Regions from separate parts of the Homo sapiens genome. Here regions 1 and 2 are each linked to region 3. The links are chromatin loops, found by intact Hi-C in ENCODE. Cell type or tissue: chondrocyte. All regions are shown on one strand. Links, peaks and the distances in the headings refer to the core of each region. The heading gives the core; the rest is flanking DNA.

Region 1 (5,427 bases), core at 107-5,106, 1.0 Mb after region 3:
TGAGTTATTGTCCCCCTGGAGCACAGGTGGGTGCCATCATGTCTGGCTGAGGTGTAGCTTATCCTCCTCGAGACCATCCCCCTAGGTAGGGGAGAATTCTGTAGCTGGGTCTTCATGCTTGGTTTATTTTTCTTTCTTTCTTTTTATTTATTTATTATTATTATTTTTTTGAGATGGAGTCTCTCTCCATCACCCAAGCTGGAATGCAGTGGTGCGATCTTGGCTCACTGCAACCTCCACCCCTTGGGTTCAAGCAATTCTCCTGCCTCAGCCTCCCTAGTAGCTGGTATTACAGGTGCCTGCCACCATGCCCGGCTAATTTTTGTTTTTTTTTTTTTTTTTTTAGTAGAGACGGGGTTTCACCATGTCGGCCAGGCTGGTCTCGAACTCCTGACCTCAGGTGATCCACCCGCCTCAGCTTCCCAAAGTGCTGAGATTACAGGCATGAGCCACTGTGCCTGGCCATGCTTGGTTTATTTTCAAATTAGCCTCCCCTGGAATTTCTAAAAAGGCACATAATTAGATAAGCTACCATGGTACAAGGAGTGTCTGGGGGGAAGAGAGTGAAAAAAAGGGTTTCAAATACATTTCAAGGCTAAGGCTACAAAAATTAAAATAAAAATAGTTAAAAATGTATTTTGAAGCTGAGCTGCTCAGTCATATTAACGCCTAAAGAGTAAGAAGGACATACTTCAGAAAAACCTATGGCTCTGTCCAGGCAGGGACAGTTGATGTCGTCATACTGACACTTTTACTATGGAAAACTGACGGGTTTGAGTCTTGCCTTCAATACTTGCTAGCTGTGTGACCTTGGGTAAGCGGGTTCATCCCTCTGTGCTTCACTGCCCCCTTCACAAAGCTGTTACGATGAAATGCTTTGATCTACATAAAGCGCTTAGCAGGGTGGCTCAACAAGCTGCAGCAGTTAGTATACAGTTGGTTCTCTGTATCCATGGGTTCTGCATCTGTGGATTCAAACAACCAACTGAACATATACAAACACTTTTTTTTGTCATTATCCTTTAAACCAAGCTTGTCCAACCCACAGCCCCACAGGTCTCATGTGGCCCAGGACAGCTTAGAATGTGGCTTTGAATTTCGTAAACTTTCTTAAAACATTATGAGATATTTTGGGGATTTTTTTTTCTTTTAGCTCATCAGCTATCATTAGTATTGGTGTATTTATTATTATTATTATTATTATTTTTGAGACAGAGTTTTGCCGTTGTTGCCCAGGCCAGAGTGCGGTGGCACAATCTCGACTCACTGCAACCTCTCTCTCCAGGATTCAAGCGATTCTTCTGCCTCAGCCTCCCAAGTAGCTGGGATTACAGGTGTGTGCTAACATGCCCAGCTAATTTTGTTTTTTGTTTGTTTGTTTGTTTTTGTTTTTCAGACGGAGTCTCGCTCCGTCTCCCAGGCTGGAGTGCAATGGCACGATCTCGGCTCACTGCAAGCTCTGCCTCCCAGGTCCACGCCATTCTCCTGCCTCAGCCTCCCAAGTAGCTGGGACTACAGGTGCCCGCCACCACACCTGGCTAATTTTTTATATTTTTAGTAGAGAGGGGGTTTCACCATGTTAGCTAGTATGGTCTCGATCTCCTGACCTTGTGATCCACCCGCCTCGGCCTCCCAAGCTGCTGGGATTATAGGCATGAACTATGGCGCCTGGCCGTGTTAGTGTATTTTATGTGTAGCCCAAAACAATTCTTCCAATGTGGCCCGGGGAAGTCAAAAGATTGGACATTCCTGCTTTAAACAACACAACATAACAACTACTTACAAAGTATTTACATGGTATTAGGTATCATAAATAATCTAGTGATGATTTAAAGGTATACAGGAGGATGTGCATAGGATGTATACAAATACAACACCATTTTGTATCAGGGACTTGAGCATCCACAGATTTTGGTATCAGCGGTAGACTGTGGAACCAATCCCTGTGGATACCCAAGGAGGACTGTATAGTTGGCCTCGTTTTTATTAACCTAAGACAATAGCACCACCTTGCGGCTCTTTGTCCCAGGCACAGACAAGCTGAGCCCATGGAACAAAAATGAGCCTTCCACAGATGGTGAAGAGGAAACCTTGTCTCATGGCCAAGGCTGAGGCTGGAGCAGGGAGAAAAACCATATTTGTTCACATAAACATTCCAGGCTCAGACATGCTCATCTCCTTGAGAATAAAGTTTGTTTCTGAGAAACTATTGTCCAAGCTGTCAGCCCCTAGAAGAGGAACAGAAAATGAAATCTCTCTCCTTGGGCCTCCTCCACCTGCAGAGTTGCGTTCTTGGGGCAGAGAATGCTGTCTGTTCACAGTGGCTGGCAGGACAGTGAGGCTTTGGCCCTGTCACCCATAGAGGTAAGGGCTGAGGGAGACATTGCTGTCAGCCACAGACCTTCCTGCTTCTTGTTTTCCTTTGATGTCTGCAGAATGAAAAAGGGAAAACAGGCCAGGCGTGGGGGCTCACGCCTGTAATCCCAGCATTTTGGGATGCTGAGGCGGGTGGATCACGAGGTCAGGAGTTCAAGACCATCCTGGCCAAGATGGTGAAACCCTGTCCCTACTAAAAATACAAAAATTAGCCGGGCATGGTGGTGTCCTCTGTAATCCCAGCTACTTGGGAGGCTGAGGCAGGAGAATCACTTGAACTTGGGAGGTGGAGGTTGCAGTGAGCCGAGATTGTGTCACTGCACTCACTCCAGCCTGGGCAACAGAGCAAGACTCCATCTCAAGAAAAAAAAAACACAAAAAACAAACAACAACAACAAAAAACAACAACAAAAAAAGAAAAAGGGAAAACAAAATATAGGATTCTTTTTGTGATGGTCACAAAACAGTGGCAAATGTCAGCTCTGTGCAGTCCCCAATAAGAGTTTTGCACTGATGAAGCCATCAGCCATTGGAAACAGCAATTTGTCCTCAGAAAAGTAGTTGCAGGAGAGTCTATCAGACCTGACAGTGAATGTGAGCACTCTTTTTACCTTCCTTCCCCAGAGTGAGAAATGATGGACAGGAATTTTTCTTTCCTGACTCAGTTTGCAGGCTTTTGGCCTGTGAGCTTGGGGATGAACCCAGGTGAGGGGCAAAGGAGGTTGGCTCTGGGGATAGGTAGGCTTGCCTTCTAATCCCACTTCTGTCACTTGCTGACTGTGTGACCTTGGGCAAGTCACTGTCCTTTCAGTTTGAATATTATGCCTAGAGTATAATTTTTGGTATTTATCTTGCTTAGTGTTCTATGAACTTCCTGGATCTGTGATTTAATTCTGTTTTTAATTTTGGAAAATTTTCGGTCATTATTATTTCAAATACTTCTCCTGTTCCTTTCTCTCTTTCTTTCCTTATGATATTCCCATTATGCATGTTACACCTTTTATAGTTATCCCAGTTCTTGGGACGTATTCTGCTTTGTCTTTTTATTCCTTTTTCTCTTTGCCCTTTTTTTTTTTTGAGACAGAGTTTCGCCTTTGTTGCCCAGGCTGGAGTGCAATGGCTCGATCTCAGCTCACTGCAACCTCCACCTGCCAGGTTCAAGCAATTCTCCTGCCTCAGTCTCCCAAGTAGCTGGGATTACAGGCACACATCACCACACCTGGCTAATTTATTTATTTATTTATTTATTTTTTTTAGTAGAGACGGGGTTTCACCATGTTGTCCAGGCTGGTCTCGAACTCCTGACCTCAGGTTATCCGCCCACCTCAGCCTCCCAAAGTGCTGGGATTGCAGGCCTGAGTCACCCCGCCCAGCTGGCCAGGAATTTTCAAGTGCTTAGCAGGTTCAGGCTTTTCAAATCTTTAGGATATTTTCAAGATGTAGTAAACAAATAGTTACTGCTGCACCATAGACAGTGCAGAATTTTTTGAGACAGAGTCTCACTCTGTCACCCGGGCTGGAGTGCAGTGGTATGATCATAGTCCACTGCAGCCTTGAACTCCCAGGCTCAAGCGATCCTCCTGTCCTCCTGCCTCAACCTCCCAAGCACCAGGGACTACAGGTGTGCACCACCATCCTAGTTAATTTTTTAATTTTTTTTTTTTTTAGAGACGGTGTCTTGATGTTGCCCCGGCTAGTCTTGAACTACTGGGCTCAAGCAATCCTCCTGCCTCAGCCTCCCAAAGTGCTGGGATTACAGGCATGAAACTCTGTGCCTGGCCAACAGTGCACAACTGAGTCTGGAATTCAAGCTGAGAACGCATGCAGATTTCTATAGGATAATGGTGCAATTTCAAAGCAGTAAGACAAAGATTAGTTAAGAAACCGTGCCAGATAACTAACTATTTCTCTCATAATTGACAGGCATTCAATGTGTACATCAAGGATCTGGATGTAACTGTGATAAAATATTAAAGAATTGGTGATTTTTAAAAAATATCTAGGCTAGGCCAGGCGCGGTGGCTCACGCCTGTAATCCCAGCACTTTGGAAGGCTGAGGCAGGCGGATCACAAGGTCAGGAGATCAAGACCATCCTGGCTAACATGGCGAAACCCCGTCTCTACTAAAAAAAATACAAAAAAATTAGCCAGGCCTGGTGGCGGGCGCCTGTACTTCCAGCTACTCGGGAGGCTGAGGCAGGAGAATGGCGTGAACCCAGCAGACAGAGCTTGTAGTGAGCTGAGATCACGCCACTGTACTCCAGCCTGGGCAACAGAGCCAGACTCTGTCTCAAAACAAAAACAAAAACAAAACAAAACAAAACAAAAAAACAAAAAACCTAGGCTAGGCATGGTGGCTCACACCTGTAATCCCAGAAATTCGGGAGGCTGAGATGGGATGATCGCTTGAGCTCAGGAGCTCAAGACCAGCCCAGGCAACATGGTGAAACCCCGTCTCCACAAAAAATACTAAAAAATTAGCCAGGAGTAGTGGCAGCACCTGCAGTTCCAGCTACTCTGGAGGCCGAAGTGGGAGGATTTCTTGAACCCAGGAGGCTGAGGTGGGAGGGTTTCTTTTTTTTTTTTCCATTAAGTTGAAGGAATTTATTTTAAATAACCTACAGTTGACTAAAAGGGAATTCATGATAAAAATAGAGGATACTTGAGGAAAGATGTGGGAAATGGACTCTGCACACACACTAAACTAACAATGCCTCTAAAACTAATAATTATAGCAAAAAATGTCTTCACATTAAAATTCTGCTTTTTTTCCCCATTTTTTACACAACTACAAAAGAAAAAATAAAAGCCCTAAAATCTTGATTATTTTTCCTTTTTTTTTTTGGACCAAATACTCATTTTCCTCTAAATTTATTGACCTGTGGAACTTTTTATACAATAAAATCTTTCAAGTGAAAGATTAGGGTTAAAAAGAAAAAGATGGGTATCTTAAAGTACAGCGAATGCTCAGAACAAAGGATGATGGGAAAATGGTTTCAGTCACTGATTATTTCATTATCCATAGACTCACTCGCCCTTCATCCTTCCCCA
Region 2 (5,427 bases), core at 107-5,106, 560 kb before region 3:
TGTTAAAATGACTAATTGTATGTTGTATGAATTTCACCTCAATTAAAAAAAAGAAACATCTTAGGATAGAGTGCCAACTTTTAACCCTAGTCTCAAGGCTCTATAGGTCTATCTTTTGCATTGCCGCCTGCCCCGTCCCTGCCGCCTCATTTCTGACTCTCTCTCTTCCAAGCCATTGTTTTACCTCCAACCAGACTGCATTGCTCATCAGTCTTTCCAAAGCACGATGCTCTTGGTGACCTCTGGGACTTTTCACATTCCCTTCCCTGTGCTCTGAATTCTCCACCTGGGAAACTCCTACCCACCCCTTAGTTTCAGCCTTCCATGATTCACTATTGCACAGAGCCCCCAGCATCCCCTCCTGGTCTGGCCTGCAGCCCTTGTGCTCACCCTCCTTATGGAGCTCAGTCATTACTTGGGGCCCCATTGGTCTGGGGATGCTCATCTGCTGCAGATCAGGAGCTCCCTGAGGCCCTCCCATGTCTCACTCACTGCTGGCTGTATCCCTAGTGCTCAGCACCATGCTGAGTGTGTGTCTCGGGTGAATCAGTGCCAGCTCAGGGCATAGGGCCAGGTTTCGGGCTCAGATCTTGCACAGAGTAGACTGTGGCTTTGACCCCAATTCCTACCTAGGACCCTAACCCCGACTGGACTCTTCCCTGCTCCAACCTTGGGAAGGGGACTCCTCTCAGCCAGTGCCCTGGCTGCTTTCAGCATGCTCCCCAGGGTTAAGTTGAAAACTTTGGTATCAGAGGGAGGCTGCCTCAAGGGATTTCTGCCCCGCCTGCCTCTAGGGCTTCTTGTTGGCCATGCCTTGATCCTTCTTGGATATGTAGGTCACTAGAGTCAAGTCCAATGCCACCTGACACCCTGCATGCCTGAGAGGCCACTCCAAAGCCAACCCGCTGGCTTGTCCAGCTTGTCTAGCCTCCTCTCCTTCCCCACCTTGACCCTGCTCTGGGCACATTCTGCAGCCCCTTCAAGGGCCTGAGCAGCCATTTGTGGACATGCCATTTAGTGTTACCACTTCTGGCTGCTTCTTTAAATCCTCCCTTTCTCAGGGCAGTGGAAACACTGGTCCCATTGGATAGCTTTTGAATGGGAAAGCATTTCACAGGACCCACATTTAGCTTTTGAATAACAACAGTGCTGTCCGCCAAGTATCAAGCATTCAAACAACCTCACAAAGTAAGACTTGCTCCATTATACAGATAAGGAAACTGAGGCTCAACCAGGAAGGTCAAGATTCAAACCTACGTCTTTTGATGCCAAAGCTTGAGATCTGAACCACCATTTTATACAACAGCCCATGAAAGCCACATACACACGTTTTCAAGAAGTGTGTTCCGATTGAGTCTTGTGTCAGAAAACATGAATAAAAAAACACAAATTAAATATTCAGAACAGCTGGGCATGATGGTTCATGCTTGTAATCCCAGCATTTTGGGAGGCCAAGGCTGGAGGATCACTTGAGTTCAGGAGTTCAAGACCTGCCTGGGCAATATAGTGAAACCCCCATCTCTATAAAAAATAAAAACATTAGCCGGGCACGGTGGCACATGCCTGTGGTCCCAGCTACTCAGGAGGCTGAGGTGGGAAGATCACTTGAGCACTGGAGGTTGAGGCTGCAGTAAGCTTTGATTGCACCACTGTACTCCAGCATGGGTGACACAGTGAGATGCTGTCTAAAAAAAAAAAATCTGGACTGGGTGCAGTGGCTCACACCTTTAATCCCAGCACTTTGGGAGGCCGAGGTGAGTGAATAACCTGAGGTCAGGAGTTCAAGACCAGCTTGGCCAATATGGTGAAATCCCATCTCTACAAAAAGTACAAAAATAAGCTGGGCATGGTGGCATGCACTTGTAGTCCCAGCTACTCGGGAGGCTGAGGTAGGAGAATTGCTTGAACCTGAGAGAAGGAGGTTGCAGTGAGCCGAGATCGCGCCACTGCACTCCAGCCTGGGCAACAGAGCGAGACCCTGTCTCAAAAAAAAAAAAAAAAAAAACATTGAAAATCCTCTCTTCCAGCTGTTTGAAAATGAACAACAAATTATTGTTAACTATCGTCACCCTACAGTGTTATAGAACACTAGAAGCTATTCCTCCTATATAGCTGTGATTTTTGTATTACAGACATCGTTTTTTAAAAATTAAATTAAATTCTTTTTTGAGACACAGTCTTGCTCTGTTGCCCGGGCTGGAGTGCAGTGGCACGATCTCAGCTCGTTGCAACCTCCACCCTCCCCGGGTTTAAGCCATTCTCCTGCCTCAGCCTCCCAAGTAACTGGGATTACAGGCACGTGCCACCATGCCTGGCTAATTTTTGTGTTTTTAGTGGAGACAGCATTTCACCATGTTGGCTGGGCTGTTCTCAAACTCCTGACCTCAGGTGATCCACCTGCCTTGGCCTCCCAAAGTTCTGGGATACAGGCTTGAGCCACCACGCCTGGCCCAGACTTCTTGTTTTAAAAAGATTTTGTCTCCCTAACATTTTACATTTCTTGGTAACGAATGTTCTTTGTGTTTTGTTCATGGTTATTATCGATCAGGTATAACAGAGTTTGCAATAAAATCAGTGTTAATCTAGTTACTTAGTCTGGGTGGCTTAATTTTGATAGATAAAAGCTTTCTGTTATGGTTTTTGAAATATTTAGAAAGATCTGGGGAAGGATATGTAAGATACATAAGAAAGTAATTGCCTCTAGGGAGGAGAGCCAGAGAGGGGGCTGTTTGCTGGGGAAGGATGGGAAACTCAATTTTCACAGTAGACCTTTTTGTACTTTTGAATTTTGAATCGTATGAATGTAGTACCTCTTCAAAAAGGATAAAAACAGCCTAAGGGACCCTCATTGCTTTCACTGGGGTCTAGAGAGTGGAAGAGGTGAGGATAGAATGCAAATTAGAATCTGACACAGACCAGCGAACCCATCTCTGGTTATGTAATCCTGCTGCTCACCTGCAGAGGGCAGTGTATGCCTAAGCATGGAATGGGCTGACTTCCCCAGCAGGTGCCCTTTTTACCCCAACCAATCAGGAGCCTGGATGTGGGGAGCAGGTGGTAGGTGAGGTTGGTAACTATTGAGCTAGAGTCAATATTCCGGAGAGGGCATAGAAAGACATGATGAGCAAGCCACCTTTCTTTTCCTTATTCCTTTCTAAACAAACATTTGACCCTTGGCTTAGAAATCTTGCCTTTAAAAGGCTTTTTCGAGCCTCATTCACAGGACAATTTTAGGTAGGCAAACATACTTTGAAATGTCTAATGTTTATGCATTTCTTTAAATGCAAATTAGAAAAATATATAAATATATGGTTTGCACATTAAACTTCTAATTTCATGGACATTATTTTGGCTGGAGTAAGCCAAGTGAAAAAGGCAAGCCAATTTACACGCAGTTTCGGGAAAACAAAAACGGTAACACAAAAAGAAGTAGCTGGTAATAGAATTGGACTGTGGAAACCGCAAAAATTAGCCCACAGACTAAAGTCCAGTTTCTCAGCCTGACCTCCCAGGAAGTCCACAGCTGGGTCTCAGCCCATCTCTTGCTGTCTCAAACATCCAGTACACCAAGCCCCTTGCAGCTCCTAGACCCTTAAAGCCTCCATCTTTCATGCCTTAGCTCATGCTAGTCTCTCTACCTGGAAAGCCCTCTCCTCTCTTCTCTGCTAGAAAACACCTTGCTAATTCCTCAGGATCCCTCTGTCCACCCTGCATTTACAGCTATGTAATAACTAGCTAAGGTTTTCAAGTGGCTTTTCAAGGCACTTTACATGCACCATTTCATCTTATCCTCGGACTAACCCTGTAAGTACGACTCTTCACACCCATTTCACAGATAAGCCAACTGAGGTGCCCAGAGGTGAGGAAACACGCTTAAGCTCAAGCAGCTGGTTATATAGCAGAGCCGGAATCCAAACAGACGTCGTTGGAAGACAAAGCCTGAGCAACAGACCAGCAACCTTCATCTGCCTGTGTCGGCTCCCTGAAGGCACATGTCTTCACCCCAATCCCTGGAGCCCACCCAGGGCTTGGCACAGGTGAAATAAAGTTCACTTAAATGAAGGAATGACGGCAAATTTATGTCCATTTTCCAGATGAGGAAACTGAGGCTCAGAGGAATTAAGTGACTTTCCTAAGAAAACACTATCTTGCCCTTCAGGCAAGATCTTTATGGAACAGTAGAGATAGTGATGAAATAAATCATAGGATCTAAAGAAAGGAAAAACAAGAATCAAAACCTGTAAATTCCGTTGTATGCAATAAAACTTTGATAAAATATTTATAGTTTTTTTTGAAGGCCTTAGAAGGGACATGTTTAAAGTTGTTTTGTATCTATTTTCTCATCTGATCCCCTCACCCACACAGTCAGGTGGTCAGAGAAAAAACATTATGAATCCCATAGAGGAGTAAACTGAGCCCCAAAGACCCAGGTCCTAAGGCCTCTGTGCTCATTTCAGATGCAGCACAACCTTGCCAGGCACCTCTCAGCAACACAGAATTGTCGAGGGGCCTTTGGCCCAGTGAAACCCAATTAAATTTGCTTTCAATTTAATTTGATAAAATGGCAGACAGGCCAAGAAACCATGTCAGCTCCAGGGAGGACACAGAAAACCAGTATCTTTGGCTCCCTAATAGGACACCTTAAAACACACAAAAATGATGAGTTTTCTTTTTCTTTTTTTTTAAAGATGGTGTTTCACTCTGTCATCCAGGCTGGAGTGCAATGGCATGATCTTGGCTCACTGCAACCTCCGCCTCCTGGGTTCAAGCTATTCTCCTGCCTTAGCCTCCAGAGTAGCTGGAACTACAGGCACCCACCACCAAGCCCAGCTAATTTTTGCAGTTTTAGTAGAGACCGGGTTTCACCATGTTGACCAGGTTGGTCTTGAACTCTTGACCTCAGATGATCCACCTGCCTTGGCCTCCCAGAGTGCTGGGATTACAGGTTTGAGCCACCGTGCCCAGCCTGTTTCCTTAGTCTCTTCTTTGTTCCTTCTCTCTTCCTTTCCTTCCACCCTCTCTTCCTCTCTGTTTCTCTCCAAAAATATTCACCAAAACGCTTGTCCACTCCAGGCTGTGAACCCACTGCCCCGTGGTTCTCAATCCTGGCCGCACCTCAGAATCCCCGCGGAGGTTTAAAAACTCCTGATCCCAGGTTGTACTCCAGACAAATCAGGCCATCAGAAACCCTGGGGGTGGAGACTGGGAATTAGTGTCACTTAAAACTCCCATTCCCAGGGGGTTCTCCTGGGCAGCCAGGACTGAGAGCCACAGACCTGGAGTTTGCAGCCTGAATGAGACCCAGCCCTGACTTCAGAGAGGCTCCCAGTTTCCATGGCCTTTCTTCTTTTCTTCCTTTTCTCCATCTCCTCCTCCTTTCTCCCTTTTCTCAATTTCCCTCTTATTCCCAAAGAGAAAAAGAGTAGG
Region 3 (5,427 bases), core at 217-5,216:
GATGATCGATGAAAGAAATTAATTCAATTACAGTGAACGGGAGGCGTTTGAAAGCCACAAGCCTGGATGAGATCACCAAGGAAGAGTGTGAGAACAGAGCATCCTGACAGGGACAGGTCAGGGAGACCACAAGGAAGACTGACTGGGCGGCCAGTGGGCGGGAATGAAAACCAGGAAAGCGGAGTCTTAGAGCCGAGGAAGGGTGTGTTTCCAGGAAGAGGGAGGGAAATGCTGCTGAGTTCAGTAAGAGACCAGAGACTTGACATTGGATTTGGCAGCGAGGGAAGAGGGCAGGAGGTTACTGTGAGGTCAGCAGGAGGGCACCAAAAGGAAAAGAGGAATGGGCCCTGCTGCAGGAGGATGTCTGAAGCCCAAGATGCTGAGGGTGTCCACTGGGTCCGGCAAGGCCCCATCTGCCCTCCCTAGCGCAGTCCTTTGGCCGAACTAGGGGCACAAACCCTGGTGTGATGGCCCTCCCCTCAGCCTAGATGTCTAGCTTGGGGCTGGGGCTGTCTCCAATCCACTGTTGGCTCTTCCTGCTCCAAGCCCCTGAGGAACAGTCATGAGTCCCTATCCTGATGCCAGATGTAGGGCTCAGCAGGAACCTAATGCAGGCAAAGGAGGGATATGCCCCCACACTGGCTGGACACAGCCTTAGGGCTTAAGGCAGTCAGAGGGTCCTGGGGTCTCAGTCCTAGAGCCATCCCCCAGTCTGGGAAAACTAAAGTTCAATGAACGGGCAGTCCTGTCCATCAGCCTGCTCAGGCCCACTGCCTAGGGGGAGAAGGAAGAATTCTGCACATCCAGGTTCCTGAAGGCCCTCCTATATGCATGCATGCACACATGCCTTTGCATCTGTGTACATGTGCCCTTGCACGCATGCACAGAAGTGTGCTTGTAGGCACATGCACGCAACAGTTGCGGCGGGCTCTGCACACAGAGATGGGATCCACCTCTACCCACGGGGTCGCACCCATGCTCAAACTCACCCTCTTATTCACCTAGACCTCCATGTCCCCAGGCACACACCCAGACCCCAGCTGCCTGGTGGGGCTAGCCCCATAGTGAGAGAGTCCCCCGGTGTGTCCAGACCCCACCCAGCCCATCCTCGAGGTGGTCTCAGCCTCACCGCAGGCCTGTGCTCCCACCTGGTGGCCATTTGGGGAATCAGAGGTTGATCCGGCCTAAGGACAGGAGGTGGCTGTGGGTTTGAGTGTGGGAGGCTGGAAGACTTGAGGGAAGGGTGCGGACCAGTGCCGCACCCCACCCCAGGGTTAGGAAGGGAAGTAGGGGGATCTACCTTCAGAGTGCGTACCAATGCCTGCATCTTTTGGCGCTTTTGCCTAAGTTCTGATGCCTCAATCCAGGATGGCCAATGAGGACCTGATTGCTATCTGGGTCTATAAAAATGTCCCTTCCAGGGATTTCCAGGGAGCCGGAGGAGTCCCTCGGCAATGTGGACAGCTCAGAGGCCTTGGGCTGCAGCAACAGAAGCCTAAGCACTCACCACAAGGACGGGAGAGGGCACGTGCCAAGCTCTGGCCCACCCAGAGCTTCTGAGGTCCTCCCAGGCCCTTGACCATGGACAGCGGTGGTGGGAGAGCCCCTGGGAGTGACTGAAGGTGTGGTGTGGGTCACTCTGGAGGAGAAAAATCTTGGAGAGAGGGGTACAGGCCCACTATATCCCCTTTAATGGATTTAGCATTGCCTCAGGGACTAGGGATGGATTTGTCCCACAGGGCCCCAAAGGGCAAGATGTGTTTTCACCCCCAGTTGGCAGAGGAGAACATGGAAACCAGAAGAGGTATCATGATCTTTCCTAGACACCAGGTGTCCTAGGGGCTTCTGACTTCCCAGTGAGTCTCCAGAAGAGCACACAGGTAAGATGTCTCACCTCCGACAGGCCTCCCTGCCTCCACTGAGCCTCTTCCCATCTGTCCTCCACCCAGCAGCCAAAGGCATCCTTTTACAACCTAAGTCACAGCATGTCATTGCTCTGCTAAAAACCCCAGTAGGGACTCTCTCTAAGCCTACTCTGGCTCAGGAGGCTGCCCAGTTCATAAAAAATAGATACAAATCGGCCAGGCGCAGTGGCTCATGCCTGTAATCCCAGCACTTTGGGAGGCCGAGGCGGGCGGATCACGAGCTCAGGAGATCGAGCCCATCCTGGCTAACACGGTGAAACCCCATCTCTACTAAAAATACAAAAAATTAGCTGGGCGTGGTGGCGGGTGCCTGTAGTCCCAGCTACTCGGGGGGCTGAGGCAGGAGAATGGCGTGAACCCGGGAGGCGGCGCTTGCAGTGAGCCGAGATCGTGCCACTGCACTCCAGCCTGGGCGACACAGAGAGACTCCGTCTCAAAAGTAAATAAATAAATAAATACCCATAGTAGCTGCCATCCCACTCAGAGTGAAAGCCAGAATCATCACCCTGAGAACTGACACGGCTCTGTCCTGGTTTTTCCCAACCTCTCCCACCTCTTCCTCCACTCATCTGCTCGGGCCACTCTTATCTTTATTGTTGATGGACTGTCTTTTCTTCCTAGAACAGCAACTCCACAAGGGGAGGGTTGCTCGCCTGGCACCTTCCCTGATGTTCTTTGTGCGTGGCCCGGTAGGAGACCCTCAATCAATAGCTCAATCACTATGGGTTGAAGGAATGAAGGGGCCCACGCTTCAATGACTCGGCTGAGGTGCCTCGTGCGTCCACAAGGTGGCGCTTAGAGATTTCCTTTGCTCTTGCCCATCTCAACAAAAATTGGCCGTTTCTACACTTCCGAGGAAAAAAACTAAAGTACAACTGAAGCTTCTGTTTCCCCGTTGATGTGGGTGCTCAGGACTCCTGAGAGTTCAGCATGGGATGAAGAGCACACAGGAGCCCTGTATCCTGGGTTTTCTCCCAGCAACTCTGCTCGCTAGACCTGAGAGTTTAGCCTGCGCCTGGCCCAGCCGGCTCTTCTCATCTGTAAAATGGGCTAATCACAGTACCTGTGTTTTCAGGTGGATATGTGAGACTCAACTGAGTTAATACAAGAAGGTGCATACAGCAGTGTCTGGTAGAGTTCACACTCATTCAGTATTTTCTTTCGTTACTCTTGTGATATTTAATGCTGCTGTTTCTGTCCTAATGGTGACTGATCTTTCCCTCCAGGGAATGGGGGAATCTCATGGTCCATGCCACAGGATGCCACAATGCCGCGAGAAGGATGCTGCTTGCAGACAGGTCGACTGGGGGCTCTGATGGTTCTACTGTCACCTCAGATGCAGAGGGATCCCCCCAGGCCCCCCTGCCCTCAGCCCCTCAGCCCTGCCCACAATGGTCCCACCTCACCTTCCCTGCAGAAGGCACCGAGGGCCCCCGGGGCTGGAGGACAATCAGATCAGGCCCTGTGCAGGTGTGCAGCAGCTGAGCTTTGTAGCGCTGCAGAAGCGTGTTCAGGACACTGGATTCGTTGACACTGATGAGAGAGGCCAGGTCCTCGACCTGGTCCAGCTCAGGAGGGTTGGCCTGTGAAACCATCACACAGAGTCTCCTCTGGCCTTCTGGCCTTCTGGCCCCCTGCCCCCACCCCACCCCCCCGCAACCAAACACACACTAAGCCCTCCTCTTGAGAGCTATGTGCCAAAGACCAGAACAGAGCACAGGGACTCTGGATGGAAAGCAATGAAGCCCTACAAATAAAATAGGGCCATCCCTTCTCCTTGCCCTCTGTGCAACCTATGAGGCACCCCCTCTTCGCTGTGGTCCTGCACTCCATGCACCATGAGGGGAGACGCTCCCAAGGCAGACTTGACAAAATTCAAAACACTTTCTGGATCTCAAACACCACAAAAAGACAGGTGATGCTCCAGTGTGTGCGAGCATCCGCTGCCATTTCCTCCTCTTCTGGGTCTTACGAGGAAGCTCTCAATATGCTCCATGATACCCAGGAGTGGAGGCCAATGGCCAAACCACCTCACTGGTCTCATAGCCCATCATGCATTGATTCCTAGGAAACCACCCAAACCCTTAGAAGCAAGGGTTATGTGAAGCTGCTTCTTAAAACATCTGTTCTAAGAGGCGTCCTATTATTCTCTCCAGCTTCAGTGAGTTTTCTGAACCTGGTAGTCTCAGGTTTGGGCCAAGCTTGAGCCCTCTCATGGATCAGCCTTTCTTGCAAGGCCACTGAGCCTCTGTAAATGCCCAACGCGGGAGAGAAAGCCTGAGGTGGGCAGAGGAGGAGCAGAAAGGAATGCAGATGAGCAAGGAGGAAAACTCCTAAGATAGCAGGCTGTGAGGGGCGGGGGGAAAGGGCATGACAGAACCTTTCTTTTCTATCACTACACTGGGACTTGTCCTCAAAAGGATTTATGGTGCACAACAAAAATGTATTCAAAGCAATTTAAAGAGCAAAGCTGAAAGAAAGTTTGATGCCAAAATATAGGCCATTAGAACCTATGCTATGGTTAATGGCAAGCAGCAAATTTGGCTCTGAGTTCCCTGGCGGCCAGAGTGAAAACAGAAACATGCTGTGTAGTATGATTTGCAATATCCAATATCTATAAATTAAAAGCAGTCATTTTCTTGGGTCCATCAGAAGAACTCCCAGGGCCAAGACCTGACAAACATGTTCTTTGATGTGTCCTCATTAAGGGAAACCACAGGAAAGGGTGAATGACCCCCTAATAGTACCCCTCCAGTAGAGCAATGAGTTCAGTGGGGTTCTTCACTATAACTCCCTCCAGGGCATCAAGCCAAAATGGTATTGGTAGTCAGGAACAAGGAAATCTCTTGCAGGACTGGGGAAGGAGGGTATGGAGCTGGGGTGAAGTGGGACAGGGGACTCATGCTGGGGGACGGCGGGACAGGGGACTCACCCGATGGACATGCTCCTCATCCACCTCAGTGATGGTTTTGTCAGCATCAATCCAAAGTCTCACCCTTCCTGCTGGCAGGTCTGCTGTTCCCTCATCTGGCTTTAGCACCGTAGCTGGTTGGACATCCCAGAGAGAGAAGGGGAACGGGGAGGAGATGGGAGGGGAAGAGGGGAAAGAGGCGAGGGCAGGAGATAAGAGAGGCTCTAAGCCGGGCCAGCAAGCTTGGGAGAAGGCTTGGGACAGGTCTCCATTTGGGGTCTATTCACTTGGAGCTGAGTTGTGACCCCAAATCCTTTAAGGTCAGGCTAAGTCTGACTCACCTTAGGCTTTTACCAGCTGTCACAGTGCCAGGCACAGAGCAGGCACCCAGACAGTTGGGTACACTGGCCTATCTCACACACAGACTGCCATTTCCCCCTCCAGTGCCCATGGCAGACATCACTAATCAACCACTCTTCCCAGCCATGTTCAGACTGAGACTCAGCATCACTTCTCAGTAGAGTGCAGTGATCAGCCACAACCAATCGACAAAAGTAGGCTCATGAGATCAAATCTATTGGCCCACTTGTA

What was found. Hi-C counts contacts between places; a loop is a spot of excess contacts. Peaks named below come from ENCODE experiments on the same cell type or tissue, not always from the same donor. Only the 100,000 strongest peaks of a DNase experiment are listed, where the experiment ranks them.
Region 1: it touches region 3 in a loop (4-fold over the local background); 2 of 110 quality-filtered maps call a loop at or near these places.
Region 2: a loop joins it to region 3, with 10 times the contacts of the local background. A loop is called at or near these places in 29 of 110 quality-filtered maps.

What each region holds. Positions count from the first base shown.
Region 1 is chr22:24,765,578-24,771,004 of GRCh38, reverse strand. All of the region lies in intron 1 of PIWIL3 (piwi like RNA-mediated gene silencing 3), which reads left to right. It also overlaps the pseudogene TOP1P2. Among named protein-coding and RNA genes, the nearest start is that of PIWIL3, 6.4 kb to the left of the region's middle. In chondrocyte, for the core only: a CTCF peak has its summit at 2,013 (motif pointing left); no DNase peak of the experiment used is centred there.
Region 2 is chr22:26,328,726-26,334,152 of GRCh38, reverse strand. The region is part of intron 9 of SEZ6L (seizure related 6 homolog like); the gene reads right to left. Among named protein-coding and RNA genes, the nearest start is that of SEZ6L-AS1, 85 kb to the right of the region's middle. In chondrocyte, for the core only: CTCF peaks have their summits at 2,734 and 2,966 (motif pointing right); no DNase peak of the experiment used is centred there.
Region 3 is chr22:25,770,415-25,775,841 of GRCh38, reverse strand. It overlaps MYO18B (myosin XVIIIB), which reads right to left. Exons shown (of 44, transcript NM_032608.7): 6 at 4,858-4,970; 7 at 3,332-3,508. Among named protein-coding and RNA genes, the nearest start is that of MYO18B, 31 kb to the right of the region's middle. In chondrocyte, for the core only: CTCF peaks have their summits at 924, 1,127 (motif pointing left), 2,505 and 2,714 (motif pointing right); a DNase peak (open chromatin) is centred at 3,322.